2 separate regions of the Homo sapiens genome follow, and region 1 is linked to region 2. Evidence: read pairs that join two places in POLR2A ChIA-PET (ENCODE). Cell type or tissue: OCI-LY7. All regions are shown on one strand. Links, peaks and the distances in the headings refer to the core of each region. The heading gives the core; the rest is flanking DNA.

Region 1 (16,412 bases), core at 3,092-11,091, 290 kb before region 2:
GGTCAGGAGTTCAAGACCAGCCTGACCCACACGGTGAAACCCAGTCTCTACTAAAAACACAAAAATTAGCTGGTGTGGTGGCATGCGCCTGTAATCTCAGCCACTCAGGAGGCTGAGGGAGGAGAATCACTTGAACCCGGGAGGTGGAGGTTGCAGTGAGCTGGGATTGTGCCACTGCACTCCAGCCTGGGCGACAGAGCAAACAAACAAACAAACAAAACTATGCAATTAATACAATTATGAACATCCTCAGAATTGTATTCTTCTTGGGATATAATTCTAAATAAGACATATTCAGAAAGCAGAAGAAAATTTTTTATCTTAACGTTAAGTAGATAAAGGAACACATACAATTATTAACTAAGAGGAAGATAAGATGTTATGAATAATTTCTGCAACAATCTGGGCATTCCCTATGGACACCTACCCATTCATCAAGAAGGCCTATATAAATTATTTCTTTGATGCAGATTACAGATTGGCTATGAATAAGTACCTGATGAACAGAGATCATCACACTTTAGCTTGGTTGCCTTACTCTCTAAAGACTCATTCTACTACATCAGCGCATATACACTCTTATGTACGAGTGTTATGCAAAACTAAACAAAATACCAAGTGTCACTTCCAGGAACTTACAAGAAGAAAAACCACAAAGATGTTGGAACAAGTGAAGTTTTTGTTGGCATTTTGATGCTATCTATACATATCATGATCCTGGTGCTAATAAGAACTGAAATTCAGAGGGAAGCTGAAGGGCTGGGAGTCTACGGGGAGAGGTCACAAACAAGAGAAAAGGGTGATGAGTCAAAGGAAACTTCCTTTGTTATTTTATATATGTCTATTTTACCTGAATATATTGCTTTATTTATTTTATTTATTTATTTATTTTTCTTTGAGGCAGTCTCGCTCTGTCGCCCAGGCTGGAGTGCAGTGGCGCAATCTCGGCTCACTGCAAGCTCCGCCTCCCGGGTTCACGCCATTCTCCTGCCTCAGCCTTCCGAGTAGCTGGGACTACAGGCGCCCGCCACCACGCCCGGCTAATTTTTTTTTTGTATTTTTAGTAGAGATGGGGTTTCACCGTGTTATCCAGGATGGTCTTGATCTCCTGACCTCGTGATCCGCCTGCCTCGGCCTCCCAAAGTGCTGGGATTACAGGCGCGAGCCACCGCGCCCGGCCTGCTTTATTTTTATAATATAAAATCCCAGCACTTTGGAAGGCCGAGGTGGGTGGATCACTTGAGGCTGGGAGTTCGAGACCAGCCTGGCCAACATGGCAAAACCCCGTCTCTACTAAAAATACAAAAATTAGCCGGACTTCGTGGTGCACACTTGTAATCCCAGCTACTCAGGAGGCTGAGGCAGAGAATTGCTTGAACCTGGGAGGCTGCAGTGAGCTGAGATGGTGCCACTGCACTCCAGCCTGGGCAACAGAGCGAGGCTGTCTCAAAAAAAAAAAAAGGCAACATGACAATAACTAAACATGGGTCATAACTAGTTGGTCAGTTATCTTTTTCATAAAAGGCTGTCCTGAATGGTTATCTTGGCCACCTAAAATCCAGATTAATACATATAAGGAATTAGGAATGCTAAACCACACTCACTAAGTGTCACCGTGGCATTTCTTTTCTTTTCTTTTCGAGAGAAGTTTTGCTCTTGCTGCCCAGGCTGGGATGCAATGGTGTCATCTCAGCTCACTGCAAACTCTGCCTTCTGGGTTCAAGTGATTCTTCTGCCACAGCCTCTTGAGCAGCTGGGATTACAGACATGCACCACCATCTCCAGCTAATTTTTGTATTTTTAGTAGAGATGGGGTTTCTCCATGTTGGTCAGGCTGGTCTCAAACTCTCGACCTCAGGTGATCCACCTGCCTTGGCCTCCCAAAGTGCTGGAATTACAGGCGTGAGCCACTGCTCCCAGCCCACTGTGGCATTTCTTTTGACGATAGGTTACATTAATCCATATACCACTCATTCACTCATAGGAAGTAGAACCATCACATTCAGGCTGGGCGCGGTAGCACTTTGGGAGGCTGAGGTGGGCAGATCACCTGAGGTCAGGAGTTCAAGACCAGCCTATCCAACATAGTGAAACCCCATCTCTACTAAAAATACAAAAAAAGTTAGCCGGGAATGGCAGCGGACACCTGTAATCCCAGCTACTCGGGGGCTAAGGCAGGAGAATTGCTTGAACCTAGGAGACAGAGGTTGCAGTGAGCCAAGATTGTGCCACTGCACCCCATCCTGGGCAATAGAATGAGACTCTGTTTCAAAAATAAATAAATAAAACCATCATATTCAGCTAAACCACCTGACCTAAATAACCTATCTATTCATCAAATGTAGAGAATAACTGAGAAATAGGCTTTAATCAATTTTCATTATTTGGAAGGCAGCTATGCTTACCACTATACCACCAATGCCACCTTCCTTTTATTAAATAAATACTATGAACTAAGTTATTGACCACTAGGGTATAAAAACATCCTTACTTTTCTTCTTGAATTTATAAAAATAAGTTTTTATTTTTGCCTTATCTAGTAGCAAACATAAAACTATCCTGACTTAAAAAGCCAACATTGTTCTTTCTCCTATTTTTTCCTTGGATCACAAGTTCATATACAGTCAAGCAAGCACCCCAAAAATCCCAGAATTGAAAACAGGTGTATTCCCTTCAGAAAAATCAAAGCTAGAATGTTTAGCTATTAAAGTGTTTCTCTCCAGACTGAGATCAAGTGACTTCACTGCAGTGGCTCAAGAGTGGCTGACTCCCTCCTTCCAAATCAGCCCATCATAGAACACCTATTGCTAAATAGCAAAAGCCAGAGGCTTAGACTGGATCCCTCATAATTGGAGACTTCAAAGTGTTCAGAACTTCAAGCCTGGCCTTTGAAGTAAAATCTTTTTTTTTTTTTTAAGTACAATTGCAATTTTTTTATTTTTCTCCAGAGGCTAGTTTTTCTTCAGTCCTTAAGAACTCTGCTCCTTATATGGGCTTCGGTGGCAGTCATGGGGCAGCACCGCAGGTCTACAGTGGGGTGGAGGTGTTCGGTCCTTGCGGGCTTCATGACCTTGATTTCTGGCGGTCGTGGGGCAGCACCCGCAGGTCTACAGTGGGGGGAAGGTGTTCGATCCTTGTGGGCTTCATGACCTTGATTCCTGACTACCGTGCTGTGAATGGCACAACTCACACAGTAATGTAGCTTCACATCCAGCCTGGGAAGTACACAGGCATCTAGGACGCTCACTTCAGAAATATCGCTGACTGCCGCAGCCTCTACATTTCAAGCATTTCAAGTGATGAATTTCTTTTCTTTTTTTTTTTTTTTTTTTGAGACGGAGTCTCACTCTTGCCCAGGCTGGAGTGCAGTGGCGTGATCTCGGCTCACTGCAAGCTCTGCCTCCCGGGTTCACGCCATTCTCCTGCCTCAGCCTCCCGAGTAGCTGGGACTACAGGCGCCCGCCACCACGCCCAACTAATTTTTTTGTGTTTTTAGTAGAGACAGGGTTTCACCGTGTTAGCCAGGATGGTCTCAATCTCCTGACTTCGTGATCCGCCCGCCTCAGCCTCCCAAAGTGCTGGGATTACAGGCGTGAGCCACCGCGCCCGGCCTATGATGAATTTCTTAATAAGCCTTGTCATTGGGCACACAATGGGCACAGTTTATGCAGCAAATTGGCTGCAGTGAATAGCGTACACCTGGTTGCGGCCCTCTTTGGTGTGACCATTGTTTCTTCTTTTCTTTGTCATCTTGGAGGTACAGGCCCAAGAAAGATGAAGTAAAAATCTTAATTTGAGGGTGACTAAATGAGTGCTTCAAGACCACTTACCCCAAATCCACATTCTGCAAGACAGTTCAAGAAAAAAGGCAAAGTAGCCGTCTACCTCAAGGCTATGGGCTCCACAGTACTTAGCACAGCTGTACCCAAATGTAAACACTTCCCATGGCGTGCTTCTTCCCTGTCTCCCAGGTTAGTCACAATGATGCCAAGGTGCTCTGTCATTGACATTCTCATCCTTTAAGAATTTCAGGCTGGGTGTGGTGGCTCATGCCTGTAATTTCACCAGCTTGGGAGGCCAAGGCAGGAGGATCACTTGAGCCCAGGAGTTTAAGAACAGTCTGGGCAACATAGCGAAACGCTGTCTCCATAAAAAATTTTAAAAATTAGCTGAGAGTGGTGGTACACACCTGTGGCCCCAGCTATTTGGGAGGCTGAGGCAGAGGGGTCAAGGCTGCAGTGAGCCATAACTGTACCACTGTACTCCTCCAGCCTGGGCAACAGAGTTAAGACCCTATCTCCATAAAAAAAAAAAAAACAAAAACAAAAAAAAAACGCATTTCAAACAATAACAGCAGTTTAATTCTTCCTTTGGAATCTAGGTAAAACTGGTCTTCTCTATAAAGTCTACTATGTTCTGGTCTCATTTCAAAAAGTATAAACACACTGAAGTTAAAACGTGAAATATTAAGAATAAAAGATTCAAAAAGTAGCAGTTGGGGGATGAGTATTCCAAGGTTTGAGTATAAGATTGGCTGTGAGACTATACAGGTAGGTTGAGCTCAGACTATAGAATACCTGACAGAACTGTTAAAAATAATCTAGACTGAGACTGGGCGTGGTGGCTCATGCCTGTAATCCCAGCTCTTTGGGAGGCTTGAGGCAGGCAGATCACCTGAGGTCAGGAGTTCAAGACCAGCCTGACCAATATGATGAAACTCCGTCTCTACTAAACATACAAAAATTAGCTGGGCGTGGTGGCGGGCGCCTATAATCCCAGCTATTTGGGAGGCTGAGGCAGGAGAATTACTTGAACCTGGGAGATGGAGGTTGCAGTGAGCCGAGATCGCACCAATACACTCCAGCCTGAGTAACAGTGAGAGATTCTGTCTCAAAAATAAATAAATAAATAAATAAATATAATCTAGACTGTTTTCAGTATGGACAATGATGCTTATTTACAAACAGCAATAAAACCAAGGGTGGCTGTGTTTTCCACTCCCTAAGCAGTCCATTAAGTGACAAATCAGGAAATTAAAAATGGCACACACAAAAAGCAATGAAACCTAGAAGCCCAGGTGAATCTTATGTCTCTTCCATCTTCTTGTTTTTAAGGGACAGGGATCTTACTGTGTTGCCCAGGCTGGAGTGCAGTGGCGATCATGGCTCACTGCAACCTCAAACTCTCATGCTCAAGCAATCTTCTGCCTCAGCCTCCTAAGTAGCTGGGACTATCAATGCATACTACCACACCTGGCTAATTTTTAAATTTTTAGTAGAGACGAGGTCTGGCTATGTTGCCCAGGCTGGTCTCAAACTCCTGGGCACAAGCAATCCTCCTGCCTTGGGCCTCCCTAAATTCTCATTACAGATGTAAGCCACCGTGCCCAGCCTCTTCCATCTTCCTATACCTTTAGCAATCAATCTGGTGGCCCAGTGCTATCAGCCATCTAGTAGGATCTTTATTTTTATTTTTATATATTTTTTGAGACAGAGTCTCACTCTGTTGCCCAGGCTGGAGTGCAGTGGCATGATCTCGGCTCACTGCATCCTCCACCTCCCAGGTTCAAGTGATTCTCCTGCCTCAGCCTCCCAAGTAGCTGTGACTACCAGCAACGCCACCATGCCTGGCTAATTTTTGTATTTTTAGTGGAGACGGGGTTTCACCATGTTGGCCAGGCTGGTCTCGAACTCCTGGCCACAAGTGATCCCCCAACCTCTGCCTCCCAAAATGCTGGGATTACAGGCTTGAGCCACCACGCCCGGACTAGTAAGATCTTATATGGAAAGTTTTTCTCCTCTCCAAGCAGCCTTAGGGAGATAGGCTTGTTCTGACCCATATCTCACTAGATATTTATGAGAAAAAGTGTCTCACCATATCCTTACACATAATCAGCATTTTTGTCTGCTACAGTCCCAGTCATTTCCTACCTTTGGCCAGTTTCAACATGCAGCAGCCTTTTGCACTGAATCTACATTGTGTGTACTGGCATGACATCAGCTGTCCTGTTCCTAGCAGGGTCTGGGAGGAGGAGACTTACAATGGTGCTTTGAGTCACAACAAAACCCCTTCCTCTCTATTTAGGATTTCTGACATTTTTTCCTTCCACTTAAAATTCTTCTTCCCATTTAAATAAAACAAATTTTTAAATTAAAACCATAAAGGGGAAAGAAGGAGTTGGCAGGACTAAAGGTCTAAAAACTTGAGAGGGAAGAGAGTTAAGAAACGTTATAAAACTGCTTTGTGGTTACATCTCTTGCCAACTGGTTTCACTGTTAAAGTAGAGCTAAAGCTCATGCACAGAGAAGTGTTGTAGCTTTACACATCGTCAAAAACTCGCACAACTTCAAACATGACCCGCAAACATTCAAGAACTTTTCTAATTCTAAGTAGAAAAGTGACTGGCACTGCAAGTCATGGGAAGGGATTGACAATATCACATCTAATATAACTGAAGACTACAGGATGAGTTATTTTTTATCTCAGAAAGAATGCTTAATATTATTATATTACTTTCCAAACATAGGGACTTGGGCCAAATATTTAGCTTAAAAAAAATCCAGCTTTCCCATCTAGGTGGAATCTAGAGTAACAGATGGTTTTGCTCCCCATCAGGTCTGTTTATTTCATTATAACGACTGTTGTAACGAACCATCCCCATGTACAAAGCCAGATATATAGGAAAGTATGAGAAAACTGGAAAAATTTACCAGCTCTGTGGCCTCTGGATTGTGTTATAAATCACCAGCATATGTAACTCATTTTCTAGTTAAGTAATTCCCTCTGGGGACGAGGTCTGCAATCCACATGAAGGATCAAATTTCATTAGCAGTTGTAGGAAAACGCAACCCTGTGCATTTGCAAGTCAAAACTCCCGAAAGCTATAGCTAGTCTGGCTATCTTCATTGATTTTGCCTGAGAGAGGATTTTAGCTGATAGAAAACATTTGTTGGAAGGCACAGATGAGGAAGTTGAGAAGAAGAGAAGGGATTCAGCTAGCAGAGACAAGTAAGCCTCAGTCTTAATGTTAAACTCCGGCCTTAACACTCAGTCTGCAGCTGTGTCCAAGCAGAGAGCTATTCAGCAGTAATTCCACCCCCAAAGCTACAAATGATAAAGAACACAGGAAGACAATTTAAAAGGGCAAGTGTACAAAAACACATAATCCAATCGGTATTAAACTCTCTTCATTTCTAGATACCAATTTGAATCCCAGTGTGAACCTGATTTAACATGAAATTGTGTCAGAGACTCACAAATCTTAGCATCTATGTAAATAATGCATTTGAGACTATTAACTTATCTAACTGGAATCAAAAGACATACTGACCACATATTCGCCTCTACTCAAAATAGCTAGATTGGAAAAACAGCTTTGTTTAGTGCTTGAATTGGCTTTCTCAAGTTTCAAACCCGCCCAATTCTTACCTTAGTTTGAGTTGGTTCACCTTTCTCAAACATCATCTTAAGCCTGTTCAGCGGAACATTATATTTCTCTATTTTGCCCGAAGCATCTGTGTTTTCACTGATTTCTGATTTTTCTACTTCATGCCTGGATTCTCCTAGACAATTTTCCATTTTTTTACTTTCTGTTGAGTGGTCTTTAAGATCCTCACCGTCCTTGATGTGGGGATATCGACCCTGAACGAGGGCTTCAGGAGGTGACCTGAGTCTAGATCTGGGGTGGATTTGTTCTTCTTGGTCAGCTTTGGCTCCAGAAGCAGCGTGGCTTGTCACTTCAGCAGGAGGATGGTCTGCTCTGTGCCTAATCTCAGTGCTGCTGTTCCGTAGAGAGTCTGTGTGAGACTCTGCTCCCAGCCCTGGGTTCTCCCACTTCTTCTTTAACACAGTCAGGGTCCCCTTTCTAAAGTGCTGGGAGAGATTTTCGGTGTTCTAGAAGAACAAGAAGTAGATGCCAGTTATAACTTGCCTGCTGAAACATTCAAACATGTTGTTCTTTGTAAAATGAAAGTTAAAACTCCAAGCTGCTCCTGGTCCACTGCTGTTTCAGACAGCTGTGAACAGTTACAGCCTTGCCACATGGAGAAAGCATCCACCCGGCAGAGGGAGAGGGAGAGGGGAAGAGAGAAAAACTCAGGAGCTGAAGCAGGAAGTGATAAAACAGGATGGCCTTATAAGGACAAAATGAGAAGAAAGGCAAACCCAGCTCTAATGATAGTTACATGCGAAACAAGAGATTTTTACCCAAAGATTAATGGGGAAAAAAACAAGAAAGAAAAAGCAAAATACAAGTGCTTGAAACACTGTAACTACACATCAGCAAAGTTCATCATTACCTGCCATAAAATAACATGGTAAATTCTGCTGGGTTTTTTTTTCTTCTTTTAAATAAGACAAAGATGCAGGATAGTTGCAGGATAGCTGAAACTATACCATTAATTACGGATAGTGGCAGCAAGGATTGAAACAATTTGTAGAACCCTGGAGAAGTCCCCAGACTTTCCAAGTATTTGCATAAATATTTAGTTATATCTGACATAATTTACATGCATATGAGCAGTCAAATTTTATTTTTCATAAGAATTTAATCTTTTTTTTTTCCCTGCTCTTCTCTACAAGTTTATCTGTGTATAAATTCTCACTTATCAGGGCCAGGCACGGTGGCTCACGCCTGTAATCCCAGCACTTTGGGAGGCCGAGGCCGGCGGATCACAAGGTCAGGAGTTTGAGACCAGCCAGACCAACATGGAGAAACCCTGTCTCTAAAAAAAATACAAAAATTAACTGGGTGCAGTGGTGCACACCCATAGTCCCAGCTACTCTGGAGGCTGAGGCAGGAGAATCGCTTGAACCTGGGAAGTGGAGGTTGCAGTGAGCCAAGACTGCGCCACTACACTCCAGCCTGGGTGACAAAGTGAGACGCCATCCCCCAACCAAAAAAAAAAAAAAAATTCTCAGTTATCAAGAAATTCACTGTTTTACAGATCCTCTGGTTGTAAAATATGCAGGCTTCAAATGCAAATACCACTACTTATCACTCAGATGATCAAAGGACACACATTTACATATCTAAGAGAGTTCACTTTCACTAGGGCCAAAAATGGAATTAATTTATACATGTAAGACAGACTGAAAACAACCTGGAAATTGTCACTGTTGTTCCATAATAGAGGAAACACGCTTGTTGAAAATTAAATGTCCCGGCTGGGCGCAGTGGCTCATGCCTGTAATCCCAGCACTTTGGGAGGCCGAGGCGGGTGGATCACCTGAGGTCAGGAGTTCGTGGCCAGCCCGGCCAACACCGTGAAACCACGTCTCTACTAAAAATACAAAAAATAGCTGGGCGTGGTGGCACGCGCCTGTAGTCCCAGCTACTCAGGAGGCTGAGGCAGAAAAATGGCTTGAACCTGGGAGGCGGAGGTTGCAGTGAGCCCAAATCGCGCCACTGCACTCCAGTCCGGGTGACAGAGTGAGACTCTGTCTCAAAAAAAAAAAGAAAAATTAAATTAAATTAAATGTCCCGTACTTTGAAAGGACTGTACTCCTAAATAAATTGAACAGCACCACCTTCCCAACAAACTGCAAACTCCAATACCTTCTCTCCTGTAGTCTGTGACTCACCAGTCTTTCAACTAAGAAAGAAAGGACAAACAACCTAGGAATTAAACAGGATTAGCAGCTATTTTGGGAATTAAGTCTCTCACCCTATTACTCTTCTGAATATACTCTTGAAAGCCACTTCATCAAGTAGAAATAAGGCTTGAAAAGAAATTATAGAACTGCTTGATTCTAGTGTTTAAATTTTAGCTTACAAAATGATCCATTGGGGGAAGAATGTATGCATCAGAGATATAAGAAGCTTAAAAAGTTTTCTTGCTGGAAAAGAAGGAATTACAGAACAGCTCCAGAAGCTGGTTCTACCCTAACTGCCAGCAGCACTCTTGGCTCTGTAAGGTCTCGTGCCACACAATGGATGAGTCATCTAGGTCTCTGACTTCACCTGCCCTTACTGTAACCACACAGGAGCCCTGACAATCAAAGTGGCACTTTGCCTTGGTAACTGGACACTGTTTTTCTCAGATACCTATCATGTGATCAAAGTATACTTATTGACATGAAAAGATGCTCATAGGATACTTTTGAATGAAGAAAGCAAATTATAAGACAGCATGATCCTATTTTAATTTTTTTTTAGAGACGGGGTCTCGCTCTGTCACCCAGGCTGAAATGCAGTGGTGTAATCATAGCTCACTGCAGCTGTTTGACTTCCTGGGCTCAAGTGATCCTCCCACCTCAGCCTCCTGAGTAGCTAGGACTACAGGTGTATGTCAGCATGCCTGGCATTTTTTTTTTTTTTTTTTTTTTTGAGACGGAGGTTCACTCTTGTTGCACAGGCTGGAGTGCAATGGCGTGATCTCGGCTCACTGCAACCTCGGCCTCCTGGATTCAAGCAATTCTCATGCCTCAGCCTCCTGAGTAGCTGGGATTACAGGCATGTGCCACCATACCTGGCTAATTTTGTATTTTTAGTAGAGACGGGGTTTCTCCATGTTGGTCAGGCTGGTCTCGAACTCCCAGCCTCAGGTGATCTGCCTGCCTCGGCCTCCCAAAGTGCTGGGATTATAGGCATGAGCCACTGCGCCTGGCCCCAACTGTCTCTTTAAAATGTTCATAACATTATCTTATTTTTAATTTATTATTTTTCTCAATTAAAAAAGTAATAACTTATTGGGGGAAAAACTCTCAATCAATATAGAAATATGTACCCGACATGAATAGATGCTGTAATACATGCCATTTTCCCTACTTGACTCCCCACCTCTCCCAACCTAGATACCCAGTCCTGACAGTTTATATGGTATATATGTTGTCTTTTTTTCTATTTTGTACACTATATGTATTTTTTTGTACAAAATCATACTGTACTTACTGTTCTACACTTTGCATTTAATCACCTAATGTGCTTTTGATATCTTTTCATGCCCATACATGAAATCTTCAATCTTTTTTTCTTTTTGAGACGGAGTCTCACTCTGTCACCCAGGCTAGAGTGTAGTGGCACGATCTTGGTTCACTGCAACCTCTGCCTCCCAGTTTCCAGCAGTTCTCTTGCCTCAGCCTCTCAAGTAGCTGGGCTTACAGGAACATACTACCATGCCGGCTAATTTTAGTGTTATTAGTAGAGACGGGGTTTCACCATGTTGGCCAGGCTGGTCCTGACCTCAGGTGATCTACCTGCCTTGGCCTCCCAAAGTGCTGGGATTATAGGTGTAAGCCACCATGCCTGGCCAAAATCTTAATAACCATATAGTATATTATACTGTATGTGCAATTACCATTCCCCCACTGATGAATATATGTATTGCTCAAAATTATTTGCCAACTGTTTAGATTACAATTTATATCTCATTATTAATTTACATTTATCTGATCATCAGTGAGGCTAAGCATGTTTTTACACTGTTACTTCTTTGTTATCTATTTTATTTATTTATTTACTTATTTATTTTTGAGACAGGTTCTTGCTCTATTGCCCATGCTAGAGTGCAGTGGCATGATCACGGCTCACTGCAGCCTTGACCTCCTGGGCTCAAGTGATCCTGCCACCTCTGCCTCCCAAGTATCTGGGACCGCAGGCCCATGCCACCACGCCCAGCTAAATTTTTAAAATTTTTATAGAGAGGGTTCTCACTATGTTGCCCAGGCTCAAACTCCCAGGCTCAAGTGATCCTCCCACCTCGGCCTCCCAAAGTGTGGGGATCACAGGTGTGAGCTACCATGCCCACCCTCTTCTTTAAATACCTATTCACGTCCACTTACCTCAACTGCTAAAAGCACTGGAGGCTTCTGCTTTATTTTATCTCACTATAGCATCTGACATTACTGACCACTCTCCCTGGTAAAAATTGCTTCCAACTTTTCTGTGATACCCCTTTTTCTTAGATTTCTTCCCATTTTGAGATGCAAGAAGGGTGTAGAAAAAAACAATAATGAAAAAAAGATTTCACTGGGCGCAGTGGCTCACACCTGTAGTCCTGGCACTTTGGGAGGCCGAGGCGGGCGGATCACAAGGTCAAGAGATTGAGACCATCCTGGCCAACATGGTGAAACCCTGTCTCTACTACAAATACAAAAATTAGGTGGGCGTGGTGGCGTGCGCCTGTAATCCTAGCTACTCGGGAGGCTGAGGCAGGAGAATCGCTTGAACCCGGGAGGCGGAGGTTGCAGTGAGCTGCGATCATGCCACTGCACTCCAGCCTGGCGAAAGAGCAAGATTCCATATGAAAAAAAAAAAAAAAGATTTCTTCTCATTTATCTGGCCACTACTCAGTTTCATAATTTAGTAATTCTTTTTCTTTTTTTTTTTTTTTTACAGGTTTCTCCTCCTCTGTCCCTCCCTTATATGGTGGGGTCCCTCAGGGTTTTTGTCTTAGGTCCTCTGCTTTGCTTACTTTACATATTCTCTGTATATGATGTTATTCATCCCGATTTCACCCACCATATAGATTATAGTATCAACAAATACATAGATAGATGTATACTGTGTATCTATATAGACAGAGTTATAGAACTTATCTCTAGATAGACATCTCTCCTTTTCTACCAATTCTACCTGGAAGTGCTAGAGGCATCTTAAACTCCTTCTTGATTAAGGTTGAAGTCTTCACTTTCTTTTTTCTTTTCTTTTTTTTTTTTTTTTTTTGAGATGGAGTCTTGCTCTGTCACCCAGGCTGGAGTGCAGTGGTGCAATCTTGGCTCACCACAGCCTCTGCCTCCTGGGTTCAAGCAATTCTCCTGCCTCAGTCTCCCGAGTAGCTGGGATTACAGGCGTGAGCCACCAAGCCCGGCTAATTTTTTGTATTTTTAGTAGAGATGGGGTTTCACCATGTTGGCTAAGCTGGTCTCGAACTCCTGACCTCAGGTGATCCACCCGCCTCAGCCGGGATTACAGATGTGAGCCACCGTGCCAGGCCCGAAGTCTTCCCTTTACTCCTCACTCTCTAACCTGTTTCTTTTCTTGAATTGTCTATCTTGGTGAATGCGACAACCATCTTTTCATCTGTCAAGTAGGCCTGTTCTCTTATGCCTTCATGCTGTGCGTGTGCTGCTTCCTCCATCTAGAATACAAAGATTCTGCCACTCCCTGTCGCCTCTGCTTAGCTAATTCCTCTTGGTCCTTTAGGGTTGAGTCAGGCACTGCCTCTTCTGGGAAGCCTTTCTAGATGTAGCACAGTTCAGATCCCTCCTAAATTCTCCCCCAGCCCACTCTGAGTATTTATTTGATATGGTAATTTTTTTTTTCTTTTTTTTTTTTTTGAGACGGAGTCTCGCTCTGTCACCCAGGCTGGAGTGTGGAGTGCAGTGGCGCGGTCTTGGCTCACTGCAAGCTCCGCCTCCTGGGTTCATGCCATTCTCCTGCCTCAGCCTCCCGAGTAGCTAGGACTACAGGCGCCCGCCACCGTGCCCGGCTAATTTTTGTATTTTTAGTAGAGACGGGGTTTCACCGTGTTAGCCAGGATGGTCTCGATCTCCTGACCTTGTGATCCGCCCGCCTCGGCCTCCCAAAGTGCTGGGATTACAGGCTTGAGCCACCGCGCCGGGCCTGATATGGTACTTATCACACCTGGGTTGTAATTCTATTTTCCAAATTCTAAACAGTCCCTTTGGAGGTAGAGAATACATCTTATTCTTCTTGTGTCTTCAGGAGCTGGAACATAAGAGATGCTCCACATATGATTGTCTATACTCGTGGGGTCAACTTCTCTTAACCCACTGTCTTGAACCTAGTCCAATTCAGGCCTCTATTCTACCACTCCCAAACAACACAAGATGACCAATGACCTTCATGTTGCCAAATCCGATGGTCAATTCTCAGCTTACCTGTGTGTTTGATTCTGTTAACTCCCCTTCTAGAAACACTTTCTTCACTCGGCTTCTGGCACTTGTTTCCTCTGCTGGTTACTCCTTATATCTCCAACCTTTAAACACCAAGGTGCCCCTGAGCTAAGTCATGAGACCACTTCTCTGTCTACACTCACTTCCTAGCTTATATCATGCACCTCATAGCTTTAAGTACCACTGACACTTTGACACATGTCCATTTTATCCGCAGCGGGGATCTCTTCCAATTCTAGATTTTTATATAGTATCCAAGTTCCTACTGACATTTCCATTTGGATGTCTTAATAAAACATGTTACAGTTTACATGTGCAAAACTGAGCTTCTACTATTTCTCCCTCTCTAATCTGCTTTTACTGTAGTCTTCCCCATCTCAATTAATGGTATTTTAATTTAATTGTGTTTGGGCCAAAAACATTGTTGCTATTCTTTTATTTTTTACTTTTTGTAATAGAGATGGGGTCTGCTATATTGCCCAGGCTGATCTTGAACTCCTGACCTCAAGTGATCCTTCTGCCTTGACCTCCCAAAGTTCTGGGATTACAGGCACAAGCCACTGTGGCAGAGCCACTGCTGCCATTCTTGATTCTTCTTTCTCTCTACATTCAACATACATCCTGACCACTTCTCAACACCTATACTGCTACTACTCTAGTCCAAACCATATTATACCTGGCCTAAATCATTATAATTGTCTCTTAATTGGTCTCCATGCTCCTGCCATTATTGTTCCTCTACATTCTCTTCCTTCTATTTTTTTACATTTAAAAAATAGAGATACAGGGTCTCACTAGGTTGCCCAGGCTAGTCTTGAACTCCTGGCCTCAAGCAATCCTCCCACCTCGGCCTCCTGCGATCCTCCCGCCTTGGCCTCCTAAAGTGCTGGGATTAGAGCCTTCTCTTCAGCCATAAAAAAGGATGAGTTCATGTCCTTTGCAGGGACATGGATGAAGCTGGAAACCATCATTCTCAGCAAACTATCGCAAGGACAAAAAACCAAACACCGCATGTTCTTACTCACAGGTGGGAATTGAACAATGAGAACACTTGGACACAGGAAGGGGAACATCACACACACGGGGGCCTGTTGTGGGGTGGGGAGAGCGGGGAGGGATAGCATTAGGAGATATACCTAATGTAAATGACGAGTTAATGGGTGCAGCACACCAACATGGCACATGTATACATATGTAACAAACCTGCATGTTGTGCACATGTACCCTAGAACTTAAAGTATAATAATAAAAAAAGAAAAAAAAATTTAAGTCAGACCACATCACTCCTTTGCATATAAACCCTCTCCAAAGGCCTCCTTGCATTCAGAGTTAAAGCCCAGGTCTTTACAATGACACCATTTGACCTTTCTCTTCTATTCCTCAAACACACCAAGACTGTTCTTGCCTGAGGACATCCGCACAAGCGGTTCCTTCTGCCTGACTCTTCTCCCTGGCTCATGTCTTCAAATCTCTGCTCAAACGTTTCCTCACCACAGGCCTTCATTGACCACCCTAGACTCTATCCTCCTTACCTGCCTCATGCTGTTCCACAGCACTAATCACTACTGACACAATTTCTTTTTTAAATTTTTTTATTTTTTTTGAGACGGGGTCTCACTCTGTCGCCCAGGCTGGAGTGCAGTGGTGCTATCTCGGCTTACTGCAATCTCTGCCTCCCGGGTTCAAGTGATTCTCCTGGCTCAGCCTCCAGAGTAGCTGGGACTACAGGCATGTGCCAACACACTCAGCTAATTTTTGTATTTTTAGTGGAGACAAGGTTTCACCATCTTGGCCAGGTTGGTCTCCCAACTCCTAACTTCAGGTGATCTGCCTGCCTCGGCCTCCCAAAGTGCTGGGATTATAGGCGTGAGCCACCGCGCCCAGCCATACTGACACAATTTCTTTATTGTCTGTCTTTTGCACTAGAATGTAAATTCCACGAGGGCTGGGATGTAGTCTGTGCTTGGCATGTAGTAGGTGCTCAGTGAAAACTTGTTAAATGGATGACAGTGAAGGGAAGGAAGAAAGAAAGGAGCAAGTTGGGGGAAAAACAGAGGCAAGAGGGAAGGAAGAAAAGAAACCAGCAGTTGAGTAAAGTAATGGTAGTTTTTTCTTTTTTTCTTTTTCTTTTTTTTTGAGACAGAGTCTCGCTCTGGCTGACTGCAGAGTCAAGCTGGAGTGCAGTTGCGTGATCTCGGCTCACTGCAAGCTCCGCCTCCCAGGTTCACGCCATTCTCCTGCCTCAGCCTCCCGAGTAGCTGGGACTACAGGCGCCCGCCACCACGCCCGGCTAATTTTTTTGTATTTTTAGTACAGACGGGGTTTCACCGTGTTAGCCAGGATGGTCTCGATCTCTTGACCTCGTGATCTGCCCGCCTCGGTCTCCCAAAGTGCTGGGATTACAGGCGTGAGCCACCGCACCCGGCCAGTTTTTTCTTATAATGCACCAGAGGAGACCCATTTTTTAATTACAGGAAAATGAAGCCAAGGACCTTAGCCTTAGAACAAATTTACAGGAACATATTATGCACTAATTTAAATAGGTTAGCTACTGA
Region 2 (16,412 bases), core at 2,774-10,773:
CCAGGGAAATCATTGAAAACTGCCAACAAAACAGTGCATGACCATGGTGGAGTTATGTACAGAGGCTGCCTTCTAAGAAAAGAGGAAGCTATCTGCTTTATCGTTGTGAGAGATAGAAGAGAATTATAAATACGAGATTGGATTGTGTGGCTAGTAGAGCGGGCTATAATTTAGCCTGTGCAGTTCAGCCATAAGTGCAACGCGAAGAATGTTCCTATACTTCTGTGGCATGCAGGAAGGAGCTCAAGTCTTTCAGTGTCTGAGAACAGTCCAAAGATGACAACTGGAAAGGTATTTAAGATAAAATAACACTCACAGGAAGGGATCCTCCCTTTTCTTGTTTGAACACTTCTCTGAGTACAAACAGTAAACATAGTCCCATCCTCCCTTTCTCCTGTCTGTTTCATCACGTAGCTTTGTGGTCCTTAAAGCATGGCACAGGGTCTGCCACGAAGGCAAAGGGATAAGAGAAGACTGCTTCCTAGGAATTGCAGTGACTTTTAATGGGGAAGAGGTGGGAGAGTTGAAGAGGAAAAAGGAGATGTTGGATAAAGATTTTACAGTCTCAGAAGGGGGCAGTTAGACTTAAGCCACCATAAAACTGGTAAATTCCTCCTGCTTTACCTATCATGGGAAACGGGGCCACTTATCCCAAAATCCGTAGCTTAGTCATAGATTCGTAGGATACACCTTTATCAAAGTTCTGTCTAAGCAGTTGTAACATCTGATGCTAGGAGTATTAAGGAAAGCAGGAATGTAGATTTTTAAATAACCAAGAATGGGCATTATCTAAGTAATCTACCTCCAGAACTTGCATGTGTGTTTTTGGTGGGCAGGAGCTCATCTTCAGAATTACTGTCAGAGCCTGTGACACATTCCTTTGAAAATCCTCATGGTGGCAGATTTCAATTCTTTGAGGGTAAAGTTTCATTTATAGGTCACTTGGAATCAAGTAGAGAAAAGCTGGTTAATATTCTTTTAGAACCCAAACTAGTTGTGACTGAAAAAATTAGAGTGATTATAAACTGATTTTAGTTGTGATTGTCAAAAAAAATCAGAATGATTGTAAACTGGTTTTGAGGGCAGTTCCAGAAGAGAATTTACAGACAAATTCACTGGAAGAATGATTCACCTTATTGAAAAGAGTAGCTTTTATGGATACCCTTGTTCTGGTGTGTATTTTGAAAAATTAATCTTGTTTGACAGCCCCATGGCATTGAGCTGGATTTTTGAATAAGATAAATCATTAATATGTCACGCTTAGCTCAGCCCTTGGTTACAACTTTCTGTCCTAGCCTGTTTAAGACTTAGCACTTCAGGGTTGAAAGTTCATATGACTGGCTAAAAAGGGCCTTCATACTATATTTGTATTCTAATTACTAGAGTTCTCCATGGTTCTCTCTCATGTGACTAATTCAGGGATACTCTTTGAAATGCTCCTTCTTGCTTATATGCACAGTTTCTCGCAAATCTTTAAGGGTTCAGCTAAAGTACCACCTTTTTTTTTTTTTTGAGACGGAGTTTCACTCTTGTTGCCCAGGCTGGAGTGTAATGGCACGATCTCAGCTCACCGCAACCTCCACCTCCTGGGTTCAAGCGATTCTTCTGCCTCAGCCTCCTGAGTAGCTGGGATTACAGGCATGTGCCACCACGCCTGGCTAATTTTGTATTTTTAGTAGAAATGGGGTTTCCCTATGTTGGTCAGGCTGGTCTTGAACTCCCGACCTCAGGTGATCCGCCCACCTCGGCCTCCCAAAGTGCTGGGATTACAGGCATGAGCCACTGCGCCTGGCTTTCTTTTTTTTTTTTTTTTGAGACGGAGTCTCTCCCTGTCACCCGTGCTGGAGTGCACTGGCATGATCTCGGCTCACTGCAACCTCTGCCTCCTGGGTTCAAGGGATTCTCCAGCCTCAGCCTCCCAAGTAGCTGGGATTACAGGCGCCCTCCACCATGCCCAGCTAATTTTTTGTGTCTTTAGTAGAGATAGGGTTTCACCAGTTGACCAGGCTGGTCTCGAACTCTTGACCTTGTGATCCGCCTGCTTTGTCCTCGCAAAGTGCTGGGATTACAGGTGTGAGCCACTGTGCCAGGCTCAAGTACCACCTTTTTTGTAAACCTATCCCTGACCAGTGTGATTTCTATTTTTTTTTTTTTTTTTTTTTGAGACAGGGTCTCACTCTGTTGCTCAGACTGTGCAGTGGCACGACCTTGGCTCACCACAACCCCCGCCTTCCGGGCTCAAGCGATTCTCCTGCCTCAGCCTCCCCAATAGCTGGGACTACAGGCAAATGTCACTACCGTCTGGCTAATTTTTATATTTTTGGTAGAGACGGGGTTTCACTATGTTGGCCAGGCTAGTCTTAAACTCCTGACCTCAAATGATCCACCTGCCTTGGTCTCCCAAAGTGCTGGGATTACAGGCATGAGCCACCAGGCCGGGCCAATCATGTATTTTCTAAGTATTTAAATTGCTTTTCATTTTATCTCTTAAAAAAATTTTTTTTAAAGTAGAAATGAGGCCAGGCGCAGTGGCTCACACCTGTAATCCCAGCACTTTGGGAGGCCGAGGAGGGCGGATCACAAGGTCAAGAGATCAAGACCATCCTGGCCAACGTGGTGAAATCTTGTCTCTACTAAAAATACAAAAATTAGCTCGGCGTGGTGGCTTGCACCTGTAGTCCCAGCTACTCGGGAAGCTGAGGCAGGAGAATTGCTTGAACTCAGGAGGCAGATGTTGCAGTGAGCCGAGATCGCGTCACTGCACTCCAGCCTGGCAACAGAGCAAGACTCCGTCTCAAAAAAAAAAAAAAAAAAAAAAAAAGTAGAGACAAGGTCTTACTATGTTCAGCCCAGGCTGGTCTCAAAGTCCTGAGCTCCTTTTACCTTGGCTCCCCCAAAGTGCTGAGATTATAGGTATGAGCCAGCCACCAAGTCTCGCCTTAGCTCAATGTAAGCTCTTTTTTTTTTTTTTTTTGAGATAGAGTCTTGCTCTGTCCCCCAGGCTGGAGTACAGTGGCGTGATCTCTGCTCACTGCAACCTCCACCTCCTGGGTTCAAGTGATTCTCCTGCTTCAGCCTACTGAGTAGCTGGGATTACAGGCTTGTGCCACCACGCCCGGCTAATTTTTGTATTTTTAGTAGAGACGGGGTTTCACTATCTTGGCCAGGCTGCTCTCAAACTCCTGACCTCCGGTGATCTGCCCGCATCGGCCTCCCAGAGTCCCGGGATTACAGGCTTGAGCCACTGCACCCAGCGTCAATGTATGCTCTTGTAGAGAGGTCCTTTGTATCTGAAATTTATTTTAAATAACTCACAACTATTTATTTCTTATATTGTTTTAGGAATACGATAAATTTTTGGTCACTTCAATTTGAATTGAAAAATAAAGTCTCAGTTTTGGGGACTTGATTTTGACATAAGGTAGTGTTGTATAATCATTTGAGAAGCACATATTTTGACATCTGGTGGGCCTGGGTTGAAGTTCTGTCTGTACCATTTATTAGCTCTGTGACTTTGGACAAACTGTCTAACCTCCCAGGTATGAGTTTCATCAACATTTAAAAAGGAATGACGGTGGTGTGCAGTGGCTCCCGCCTGTAATCCCAGCACTTTGGGAGGCGGAGCCGGGTGGATTGCCTGAGCTCAGGAGTTCGAGACCAGCCTGGGCAACATGGTGAAACCCCGTCTCTACTAAAATACAAAAAAATTAGCCGGGCGTGGCGGCATGCACCTGTAGTCCCAGCTACTCGGGAGGCTGAGGCAGGAGAATTGCTTGAACCCGGGAGGCGGAGGTTGCAGTGAGCTAGGACCGCACCACTGCACTCCAGCCTGGGCGACAGAGCGAGACACCATCTCAACAACAACAACAAAAAGGAATGACACCCTCCTTGGAGTTGTAAGGAGGTTTAAAGTAAGATAATAGAAAAGCTGAGTATAGTATGGCGTGCGGTGAGCACTCAGCACATGTAATCTTTATTGCTGCTGATAGTGAATGGATGCGTGGAGACTTGGCAGTTTTTAATATCTTGTGTTACTTAGTAGAATAAGGTTATATATGAAGTGATGAATGGAATCAATTTGTGATAAATTTTTTGAAAGTAAGCCTTCACTCCATCATCAGTTGTTCCTGTTGGCACCTATACCCTATACCCTTAGTCCAGTACATGTTGGGTCACTGCAAGCAGTTGACTAGAGCAGAAGACTTGCTGGTCTGTTTCATACAGACATCTCGCATATGTACATTTCTGAGCCTACAGATTCAGGCAAATGCCTGTGACATATAAGCTTGGTTTCTGAGACTTAGCATCTACAAGCTATGAAAAGGGACATATGGATGTTTAGAACCTTCAGAAACGATGGTTTTTACTCTTCCGTTTCATATCCCTCACTTGTCCTCAGTGAACATATCCTTCCTTTTAGTTCCTCTTTCAAAAGTTTTCTGGCTGGGTGTGGTGGCTCACGCCTGCAATCCCAATACTTTGGGAGGCTGAGGTGGGCAGATCACCTGAGGACAGGAGTTTGAGACCAGCCTGGCTAACATGGTGAAACCCCGTCTCTACTAAAAATACACAAACTAGCCGGGCATGGTGGCAGGCGCCTGTAATCCCAACTACTCGGGAGGCTGTGGCAGGAGAATTGCTTGAACCTGGGAGGCGGAGGTTGCAGTGAGCTGAGATCATGCCACTGCACTCCAGCCTGGGAGATAGAGTGGGACTCCGTCTCAAAAAAAAAAAAAAAAGTGTTCTTGATCTTCTTTTCCCTAGAGTTTATTTACCACCAGCCTCCGTGAGTCCTCTCAGACTTAATTGGTCTGATTGTAGTCTCTTTTTAGCTCTAGATTGATCTTTCATCTTTTAAAAATACTACTTTTATTTAAAACCATTGCTAAATCTAAAGCTCTGTCACTCAGTTGTCTTTTTTTTTTTTTTTTTGAGACGGAGTTTCGCTCTTGTTGCTCAGGCTGGAGTGCAATGGCATGATCTCAGCTCACCATAACCTCCGCCTCCCGGGTTCAAGCGATTCTCCTGCCTCAGCCTTCTGAGTAGCTGGGATTACAGGCATGCACCATTGGGCCCAGCTAATTTTGTAGTTTTAGTAGAGACGGGGTTTCTCTATGTTGGTCAGGCTGGTCGCGAACTCCCAACCTCAGGTGATCCGCCCACCTCTGCTTCCCAAAGTGCTGGGATTACAGGTGTGAGCCACTGCACCCGGTTGCATTATCACCTTTCATTCTCACTAGTTTATAAGGAAGACCAGACTCCCTCAGCTTCCCTCCCTAACACTTGGCAGACTCATCTGTATCAGTTCCACCCGTATCTCCTTTCTTTTCTCAGAGGAGGAACTGTCCTCTTCCTGTTCGAAGGTCTGTCCCTCCATGTTCTTACTCTCATCTCTTCTCTTTTGAGATCTTGGGATCTCACTTTATTGATTGATCTGTTCATTTACAGTCTCTCTTTGTTTCTTTCATCTTCAACCTCTCACTTAACACTTGGCCCTTGACTCTTTGCCTTCAGCCTATACATTATGTTTTTGAAACAGGGTCTCACTCTGTTGCCCAGGCTGCAGTGTAGTGGGGTGCTCACTGCAGCCTTGACTTCCTGGGCTCAAGTGATCCTCCCACCTCAGCCTCTCAAGTAGCTGGGACTACAGGTACATTCCACCATGCCCGGCTAATTTTTAAGTTTTTTGTAGCAACAAGGTCTTGCTTTGTTGCCCAGGCTGATCTTGAACTCCTGGGCTCAAATAATCTTCCCACCTCAGCCTCCCAGAACATTAGGATTACACGCGTGAGCCACCATGCCCAGCCTTCCAGCTTTAAAAAAAACACACACAAAACTTTGCCACAGTGTTGCATGAGAATATGCTTGCTTTCATGTGCTGGCCCTCTCTCCCTCTCTCGAGCCTGAAAGGTGTGGCCTACATTTCCTTCCTCTTATTTCTTACCTTTGCTTAGTGCTCAGTCCATTTCCCCTGCCTCATTAAGCTTCTGAAACAACTGTCTCCAAGGCTACCACTGACTCCTAATTTCAGACTGCAGAGAACCTGCTGGATATGGCATCTCTCTCTGCAGCATTGTACACTGTGGACCTTTTTTTTTTTTTTTTATGGAATCTCACCCTGTTTCCTAGGCTGGAGTGCAATGGCACAATCTCAGCTCACTGCAACCCCCTCTCCCGGGTTAAAACAATTCTGCCTCAGCCTCCCAAGTAGCTGGGATTAACAGGCGCCTGCCACCACGCCCAGCTAATTTTTGTATTTTAGTAGAGATGGGGTTTCACCATGTTGGTCAGGCTAGTCTCAAACTCCTGACCTCGTGATCCGCCTGCCTTGGCCTCCAAAATGCTGGAATTACAGGTGTGAGCCACCATGCCCAGCCCTACACTGTGGACTGGTATCTTTATGAAACTCTCCCCTTCCTAACCTTTGTGGCATAGTTTCCTTCTGGCTTCCTAACCTTCCTCGTGCTCTCTCTGGGGTTTCTTCTACTCTTTCTTTCTCCTGATGAGGGTATTCCTCAGATTTGTGTCTGTTCTTCACCTCACTTTACATACAGAGATAAGTAATCTTATCTGTGCCCAGGGCTTCAGCTGTCATGGCTGTGCACGTGGTTCCCTAGTCTGTATCTGTAGCCCTGACTTGCCTCTGCTCTAGACATTCCATTGGTTCCCCCATGCTAACTTGGTAAGTCTAAAACAACTCTGTTTCAACTTCCTCCTCCACCCCTGCCCCCACCTCCCTGCTTCACAGATAACTGTATTTCAGAATGTCCACTTACTATCTCCATCCATTTCTGCTGCTATGACAAAATACCTTAGACTTGGTAAATTATAAATGATAGAAATTTATTGCTCACAGTTTGGAAGCTAGGAAGTCATAGATCAAGAAGTCAGAAGATTTATTGTCTGATGAGAGCCTGCTGTCTACTTCAAAGATGGCACCTTCTTGTTGCATCTTCACATGGTGGGAGGGGCAAACAGGCTCCCTCAAGCTTGTTTTATAAGGGCACTAAGCCTGTTCATGAGCACTCCTCTTTCATGACCTAATCACCTCCTAGAGGCACCATCTCTCTCTCTCTCTCTCTCTCTCTCTCTCTCTATCTCTATCTCTATCTCTATCTCTATATCGAGAGAGTCTTGCTCGTCACCAAGGCTGGAGTGCAGTGGCGAGATCATAGCTCACAGTAGCCTTGGATTCCTGGGCTTAAGCGATCCTCCCACCTCAGCCTCCCAAGTAGCTGGGATTACAGGCGTGTGCCACCACACCTGGCTGATTTTTTATTTTTTGTAGAGATGGGGTCTCGTTATGTTTCCCAGACTGGTCTCAAACCCCTGGCCATGAATGATACTCCCACCTTGGCCTCCCAAAGTGCAGAGATTATGACTGTGAGCCACTGTGCCTGGACCCCATCTCTTAATACTATCACATTGGGAATTAAGTTCCAACATAGGAATTTTTGGGGGACACTGACATTCAGACCATAGTAACTTACCAAAGTCAAAAAAATTGAGAGTCATCCTTATATTCTAAAAATATTTTGTTTTGGCCGGACACGGTGGCTCATGCTTATAATCCCAGCACTTTGGGAGGCCAAGGTGGGCGGATCACCTGAGGTCAGGAGTTCGAGACCAGCCTGGCCAACATGGCGAAACCCTATCAGTACTAAAAATGCAAAAATTAGCTGGGTGTGGTGGCGGGTGCCTGTAATCCCAGCTACTCAGGAGGCTAGGCTGAGTTAGGAGAATTGCTTGAGCCCAGGAGACGGAGGTTGCAGTGAGCAGGGATCACAGTGAGCCAAGATCGTGCCACTGCACTCCAGCCTGGGCGACAGAGCAAGACTCTGTCTCAAAATCCGCCTCCCGGGTTCACGCCATTCTCCTGCCTTAGCCTCCTGAGTAGCTGGGACTACAGGTGCCCGCCACCACGCCCGGCTAATTTTTTTGTATTTTTTTAGTAGAGATGGGGTTTCACCGTGTTAGCCAGGATGGTCTCGATCTTCTGACCTCGTGATCCACCTGCCTTGGCCTCCCAAAGTGCTGGGATTACAGGCGTGAGCCACCGCACCCGACCAAAAAATTTGTTTTAATTAGATTTTTTTTTTTAAATTAAATAGAGATGGGGTTTTGCATTGTTTCCCAGGCTGATCTCACTCCTGGGCTAAGGTGATCCACCCGTCTTGACCTCCCAAAGTGCTGAGATTACAGGTGTGAGCCACCTTGCCCAGTGATCCATATTCTAATGGATCACTGAGTCTTGTTGTTTCTACTTCCTGTTCTCCATATCATTCCAGTGTTAGTTCAGGCACTTATTTCTTGCTTAGACTAATGAGGTAGTCTCCTAACTCATCAGCCTGTCTCGGTCTCTTCTCCCTTCAGTAGGTCTTTCTCTACCCTGTCACTGATTGATCATTCTGAAACACAAACCTAATTGTGTTCTCTTCCCTGTTTAAAAGTTTTCCTTGGCTTCTCTCAGTCACAGGATAAACTCTAAGCATCTTTCTTTGTATACCAAGACCTGCCTGCCTTTTTACCCTCATTTCCTGCTCTGTCTATATTTGTTGTCTGCTCTCTAGCCATGCCAGATGACTTGCACTTCCATGAATGCACTGTGCTTTTTTTCACTTGTATGCTTTTGTATACATTGCCATTCTCTAAAATGTCCACTCTGGTATGTTCTTCCCCTTTTTTTGCCCGGTTAACTTCTGTTTCAGTTTCCTGTGAGTTTCCAGTTAACTTCTGTTTCGTTCCAGTTTCCTTTTCTAAGCTCTTTTAAGAAGTTAAATCTCTGTATAAGTAGTCATCAGTTATTGAGAGCTTATGATGTAATAGGTCCTGTGCTTAGCACTTCATATACCTTGCCTGGCTAGTAAGTAGGTGCTGAATACATAGCTCCTATTAGCATAATGATGATGAGGGAACTGAGGTAGCAAAAAGCACCTAAACATTGCATACAATGTATCTTCCCACCTGTGGTTACACATTTCCCATAAGGTAGCATTCTGGACGCATGGCACTGGGAAGGAGCACTGAATTTAGGAGTCATGCTGAATTGGGTTCACATATGGTCTTGGGCAACTTTTTTTTTTTTTTTTTTGAGACAGAATCTCTCTCTTATTGCCCAGGCTGGAGTGCAATAGTGCGACCTCAGCTCGCTGCAAGCTCCGCCCCCTGGGTTCAAGCGATTCTGCTTCTTCAGCCTCCCGAGTAGCTGGGATTACAGGCACCCGCTACCATGCCCGGCTAATTTTTGTATTTTAGTAGAGATGGACTTTCACCATGTTGGCCAGGCTGACCTCAAGTGATCGCCCACCCCGGCCTCCCAAAGTACTGGGATTACAGGCGTGAGCCACAACGCCCGGCCCTTGGGCAAGTCTTTGAAATGTGTTTCTAATCTTAACAACTCCTAGAGATAGGTGTGCAGTTTCTGTACAGTGTGCTGGGATTGGAAACCAAGTCTGTTTGGTTCTAAGCCCTGTGGTGTTTCCACACAGCCATTTTGACCTCCATCTCCCTGAATCTTGTTTCAAGTAGTTTCAGCAGAATTCTCCTGCATCTTAACTGGTATGTCTCATTTTCCTTAGGATACAACTTCTGTCTTTTTTTGTTTGTTTTTGTTTGTTTTTTTGAGACAAGGTCTTGGTCTGTCCCCTAAGCTAGAGTGCTGTGGCATGATCTTAGCTCACTGCAACCTCAAACTTCTGTACACAAGCAATCCTCCAAGTAGCTGGGATTACAGGTCCATGTCACCATGCCTGGCTAATTTTTTATTTTTTGTAGAGACAGGGGTCTCACTTTGTTGCTGCCCAGGCTGGTCTTGAACTCCCGGGCTCAAGCAGTCCTCCTGCCTTGGCTGCCCAAAGTTCTGGGATTACAGGCATGAACCACTGCATCTGGCCACAGCTTCTGCGTTTATTTTTTTGGGGGGTAGGGCTCCCTGGAGGGAGAAGAATGGGAATGTTCTATCTTATTCTCAGAGAAAAAGGTATAGGGGTGTAATTTGTTATTTCTTACCATGCTTTGCAGGAACTAAAGGGGTTAACACTCTGTAGATTATATTTGGAGGGTTTCCTTCATACCAGTATAACTACTGGCAAGATGTGACTTTTATTTCTTTTCTTATTTCTTAAAATTTTTTTAGAGATGGGGTCTCACTGTATTGCCCAGGTTCGCCTTAAACTCCTGGGCTCAAGCGATCCTCCCTCCTTGGCCTCCCAAAGTGTTGGGATTACAGGCATGAGCCACTATGCTGAGCCTCTTTTATTTTTTTTAAAAGAATGAAAAATATGAAGTGCATCTATAAAGTGAAAGGTAATTTTATGTACTTGTCTTTTGTTGTGAAGTTACTTTTTCTTCCTTGAATTGAGATGGAGATGATGAGAAGCTGAAAGGGGAAACCCAGGATGATAATATTTTGGATGCTACATGGGACAGCCCTAAATGAAAATTCACAGGTCTAGCCTAGCATCTTTGAAAGGTCTGTGTTGTGAACAGGCCTCGAGCTTCTGGGTTATTGATTCTGGGTTGTACTTACATGGTGATGCAGAAAGAGTTTTTAGTCTTTTTTCCCCCAGGATATTTAATGTTTAATGTAAAAATTAATGTATAAATGAACATAGATGCTTCTGTGAATGACATGTACTTTAATTGGTTTTTCTTGGAGGTTTTTTTTTTTGTGGTGAAGAAATAGTGCTCTAATACCCTTTATTTTTGGAGGACTGTTGCTTTTAGGCATACATTAAAGCATCTGCAAGATTTTTTTTTCTTTTTCTTTCTAAGAATTTAAGATCATATTGTTGTAAGTTAATCATGGGCCAGAACTTATGGCTTTTAATTCAGTTCAGATATGAATAAATTTTATAGTGCTGACCAGTCTTGTCATTGAATCTCCTTTTTTTTTTTTTTTTTTTTTGAGACAATGTCTTACTTGTCACCCAGGCTGGAGTGCAGTGACATGATCTCGGCTCACTGCAGCCTCCGCCTCCTGGGTTCAAGCCATTGTCCTGCCTCAGCCTCCCCAGTAGCTGAGACTACAGGTGTGCACCACCATGCTCAGCTAATTTTTGTATTTTTAGTGGAGACAGGGTTTCACCGTGTTGGCCAGGCTGGTCTCAAACTCGTGACCTCGTGATCTGCCCGCCTCGGCCTTCCAAAGTGCGGGGACTACAGGCGTGAGCCACCGTACCCGGCCTGAATCTCCTTTTAAAAAAAATCAACCCAGCAAGGAATTGTTAGGTAGAAGCTTCTGATAGTTCTTGTTTAGTAAATCTGTGACAAAGGCAAAGACACTGTCTTAAAATTTTAAAAAGTCATTCATGATTTATTTGACTTCCTCTCTGGTTTGGAGAAACTTTCATTTTTAAGTTGAACATGTAGAACAAGCAGTGGTATGAGTTTTCCTTCCATAGTTCTTTGCTTGTTTTTCTTCAAGAAGACCAAGAGAAGTACTAGAAAATGAACATCCTGTTAAAAAAACAACTTCTCCATTTGTCGGTTCTCTGAGCTCTGATTTCTAATGTTACCCCTATATCATAGCTATTTTTAAAATTATCTTAAAGTTAGGAAATTATTATTTGCATAAATATTCTCATCTCCCCTAAGTAAGCTGCATGAGGACAGCATGCAGTGTTCTTTAGTGAAAATGCTTTTCGGTTCAGCTAGTGAATGAATCTAGATTCTGCCATCAGCCTCCCTATCTACCTTTTTTCTTACTAGTATCTGACACTCTTCTATTACAATCATATGGGTTTCCTCACTCTTTCTTGGCAAGCTCATTCCTGTCTCTGCATTTGTAGCGAGTATTTTCCCTGTCAGGACTGCTTTTTCTCCTATTAAAATCCAACCCTTGTTTCAAGGCCTGGTTGACGTTCCTCTCATCATGAAACCTGCTGACTGCTTTAGTCCATATTAATCTCTTCTATTTTTAGACTATTGTTATATTCAGCAACAGTTTTTTTTTTTTTTTTTTTTTTTTTAATTTGAGATGGAGTCTCCCTCTGTCGCCCAGGCTGGAGTACAGTGGCGCGATGTCAGGTCACTGCAACCTCTGCCTCCCGGGTTTAATCGATTCTCCTGCCTCAGCCTCCTGAGTAGCTGAGATTACAGGCGCACACCCCCACACCCTGCTAATTTTTGTATTTTTAGTAGAGAGGGGGTTTCACCATGTTGGTCAAGCTGGTCTTGAACTCTTGACCTCGTGATCCACCCGCCTCAGCCTCCCAAAGTGCTGGGATTATAGGCATGAGCCACTGTGCCCAGCTCAGCAACAGTTTTAACTCTTAATTTGCCACTGTTTGTTTCATTTATGTTATTTTTACCTTCTCAGTTAGACTTCAGGTTTCTTTCTTTTTTTTTTTTTTTTTTTTGAGATGGAGTCTCACACTCTGTTGCCAGGCTAGAGTGCAGTGGCCCCATCTCAGCTCACTGCAACCTCCATCTCCCAGGTTCAAGTGATTCTTGTGCCTCAGCCTCCTGAGTAGCTAGAATTACAGGCACCTGTCACCATCACGCCCAGCTAATTTTTGTATTTTCAGTAGAGACGGGGTTTCTCCGTGTTAGCCAGGCTGGTCTTGAACTCCTGACCTCAAGTGATCCACTCCAACCGCCCCTCCGCCCTTGGCCTCCCAAAGTGTTGGGATTACAGGTGTGAGTCACTGTGCCTGGCTTAATTTTTGTATTTTTTGTAGAGATAGGGTTTTGCTATGTTGCCCAGGCTTCTTGAACTCCTGGGCTCAAGGATTCACCTGCCTTGGCCTCCCAGAGTGTTGAGATTACAGGCATGAGCCACCACGCCCAGCCCCCAAACATTTTTTATTTAATTTATTTTATTTTTTATTTTTTATTTTATTATTGTATATTTTATTATTATTTTTTTAAGATAGAGTCTTGCTCTGTCACCCAGACTGGAGTGCAGTGGCACAATCTTGGCTCACTGCAACCTCCGTGTCCGGGGTTCAAGTGATTCCCCTGCCTCAGCCCGCTGAGTAGCTGGGATTACAGGTATGTGCCACCACACCCAGCTAATTTTTATATTTTTGGTAGAGACGGGGTTTTACCATATTGATCAGGCTAGTCTCGAGCTCCTGACCTCAAGTGATCCACACGCCTTGGCCTCCCAAAGTGCTGGAATTACAGGTGTGAGCCACCACACCCGGCCACATTTTTGAAAAATGGAAAGAAAGATTAATAAAAACAACAGGATAATTATTTATCTGGTTATTCCAGTTCAGGGTCTGGGAAGGCAGGAACCTATCCCAGCAGCTCAGGGTACAAGACGGGAACCAGCCCTGGAAAGGACTTTCCATTGCAGGGCGCACACATACATACACACACTCACTTAGACTGGGACAATTAAATGTGCCAGTTCACCTAATGGATGCATCTTTGGGGTATGGGGGAAACTAGAGTACCTGGAGAAAACCTACACAGACATGGGGAGAACGTGCAAACGCCACACAGATAGTGGCCCTGGCTGGGAATTGATTTTTTTGTTTTTCTTTTCAGCCTCTTTATAACATAACATTGAGTAAAATAAGGTTACTTCAGGTCCTGCTTGTATATACATAGTATATATTGAGAATGACAAGGAATGTGTGATATAAATGCTAAGTAAGAATCCAGAAGAAACATATTGCAAGAGAAAACCTAGTCGTCTGAAAGAAACATTCCCAGTGATTTCAGCAGAACTCAGATGTTGGACAGGGTAATGTGGTGGATAGGTGGTAAGTAAAAGCATTATTTGATGTCACTGGGATATTGGCAGGGGAAGAATGGGAATTAACTGCATTGGTGAGGAGAAAAATATTTTATTTATAAAAGTGTTAAAAATTATAAAATATTTCCTGGAATATATTTGGGAAAAAGAGAAAAATTATACAATACTTAAATATTGTAAGAAAGACATAAGATCTGTATGAAGAAAATTGTAAAACTTTAAAGATATAAAAGCAGAATCTGAAAAAATGGAAATATATACAGTTGTTCCTTTCTTCGTAGGGGATTGGTTCCGGGACTCCCCTCAGTTACCAAAATCCAAGGGTGCTCAAGTCTGCTAAAAAATGGCATGGTATTTGCATGTAACGTAAGCACATCCTCTTGTTTAAATCAACTCTAGATTACTTATATACTTGTATAGTACCTAATACAGTGAAAATACTATGTCAATAGTTGTTATTCTTTATAATTCAGAGAGTGATGACAGGAAAAAAAAAATCTGTACATGTTCAGTACAGATGGCTTTTTTTCCTCCACCTATTTTCACTTAGAGGTTTGTTTAATCCATGGATGTGGAACCCAAAGATATGGACGGGCCAACTGTACTGTGTTCCTGAATGAGAAGACTGATATATATAAATTTAATGGGAGTCCAATTAGAACTCCAATGGAAGATTCTTTAGGGAATGGAGAATTAGATAAAATGATCTTAGTGTTCACATGGAAGAATAAATAGAATAGCCAAGAAAATTTAGAAACGGAATAGTGAGGTGATACTTGGCCTTACCACATATTAAAACAGATTCTAAAGTTACTGTATTCAAAGCAGTATGGTATTAGCTTTAAAACAGGATGAATGGACAGAATACTATGCCCAAATTCTTATATATATAGGAAAACAATTACGTGTGAAAACATACAAGTTGTATTAGCTTAGTTCAGTTGTCTTCCCAATTTCCTCAAATTATAAAATATTTTAAAATAAATTTACTAGGACTCCATAGGACATCAGAATAGAGAACTTGTTGATATTCTGTTTATCCTGTCAGGAGGAGTACACTGGAGCTAGAAAGAAAAGCCTCTTCCTGCAATGTCTTTCCAGTGCCCTCTATGGACAGGCAAAGTTTAACATCATGGCAGCTGTCAAAGGAAAAATATTTAAAGGGCCCATCTCAGTTTTCACAGAGCAGCGAGGGTATATTTGGAGCTGAAAGGCCATAAATTGATAACACATCCTTGATTCCTCTCCTTCAGGCCACCTCTCTGTATCAAGTCCATCAGTGAGCCTTTTTGGTACTACCTTGAGAATATATTCTAAATCTACTTCTTTCCATGCCGAGTCACTGTTAATCATGCCCATGTCATCACATCTCTTGCTTCTTTAGCTCCTTACCTGGTGGTGTCCCAGCTTTCTTCTCTCTAACCCATTTTCCACATAGCAGGTAGAGAGCTTTTTAAACTGCAAATTAGGTCATATTACTTCCCCGCTTTATAGCTCTTCCATGAATTCAGTTTGTCTTTAAAATATAATTCAGATACGTTTCCATGGCCTGCAAGACCTACACCGCCCTGACCCCTCATCTTTTCCCCTCACCCATTGTGCTTCAGCCACATTGGCTGACTCTTCTTTCTCTTTTCCTTCCTCCCTTCTCTCCTTCCCTATTCTTCCCTCTCCTCTCCACCTGTCTCCCTGCCTCCCTCCATCCTCCCGCTTCCCTCTTCCTTTTTTTAATTTATCTGGTGTTTATTGAGTGCCTACTATGTGCCACATAGGTGCAGGTGATACAGCAGTGATTAACATGACAAACACCCCTCCCCTTAGGGGGCTTACATCTGTAGCTGTAGACAGAGAATAACAAGTAATATGTATTGCTTGTTAGATGGTAAAAATTTATTGTTATTTTTTTTGAGACAGGTTGGAGTGTAGTGGTGTGATCATGGCTCAACTGCAGCTTCCTCTTCCTGGGCTCAAGAGATCCTCCCCCTCAGCCTGCTGAGTAGCTAGGACTCCAGGCCTGTGCCACCATGCCCGCCTAATTTTTATTTTTTGTAGATACAGGGTCTTGCCATGTTTCCCAGGCTAGTCTCAAATTCTTGGGCTCGAGCAATCCTCTTGCCTTGGTGCCCTGCAGAGTGTTGGGATTACAGGTGTGAGCCTCTGTGCCTGGCCATTTGGTAAAAATTTCAATGGAGAAAAAGCATCAAGAGGGACAGAGAAGGCTGGGCACGGTGGCTCACACCTGTAATCCCAGCACTTTGGGAGGCCGAGGCGGGCAGATCACGAGGTCAGGAGATTGAGACCATCCTGGCTAACATGGTGAAACCCCATCTCTACTAAAAATACAAAAAAATTAGCTGGGTGTGGTGTTGGGCGCCTGTAGTCCCAGCTACTTGGAAGGCTGAGGCAGGAGAATGGCGTGAACCCGGGAGGCGGAGCTTGCAGTGAGCCGAAAGCGGGCCACTGCACTCCAGCCTGGGCGACAGAGCGAGACTCCATCTCAAAAAAAAAAAAAAAAAATACAGAGAATACCGGTAGAGGGTTATTGGGCACAATTTAAAAGAGGGTGGTCATCATGAGATGATACTTTGAACAAAATAGGCATTTCTTTTCTTCCTTGAACTCAACCGTGATGCATGTTGCTGCCTCTAGGTCCCCTTTTTTTTTTTTTTTTTGAGACAGAGTCTCACTCTCTCATCCAGGCTGG

Evidence for each region. Peaks named below come from ENCODE experiments on the same cell type or tissue, not always from the same donor. Only the 100,000 strongest peaks of a DNase experiment are listed, where the experiment ranks them.
Region 1: POLR2A ChIA-PET joins it to region 2 with 15 read pairs; 3 of 35 experiments call an interaction of 5 or more read pairs at or near these places.

The regions. Positions count from the first base shown.
Region 1 is chr12:50,214,593-50,231,004 of GRCh38, forward strand. It overlaps LIMA1 (LIM domain and actin binding 1), which reads right to left. Exons shown (of 11, transcript NM_016357.5): 4 at 7,429-7,893. Among named protein-coding and RNA genes, the nearest start is that of MIR1293, 11 kb to the right of the region's middle. RefSeq lists enhancers at 3,612-4,811, 7,292-8,143, 7,983-8,042, 8,073-8,122. In OCI-LY7, for the core only: no CTCF peak of the experiment used is centred there; DNase peaks (open chromatin) are centred at 6,829, 7,789, 9,959, 10,219 and 4 weaker places; H3K4me3 peaks cover 5,244 bases; H3K27ac peaks cover 4,951 bases.
Region 2 is chr12:50,509,151-50,525,562 of GRCh38, forward strand. The region is part of intron 1 of DIP2B (disco interacting protein 2 homolog B); the gene reads left to right. Among named protein-coding and RNA genes, the nearest start is that of DIP2B, 12 kb to the left of the region's middle. RefSeq lists enhancers at 1,632-1,751, 8,382-8,431, 8,452-8,541, 8,602-8,891 and a silencer at 6,610-6,659. In OCI-LY7, for the core only: no CTCF peak of the experiment used is centred there; DNase peaks (open chromatin) are centred at 5,931 and 8,631; H3K27ac peaks cover 928 bases.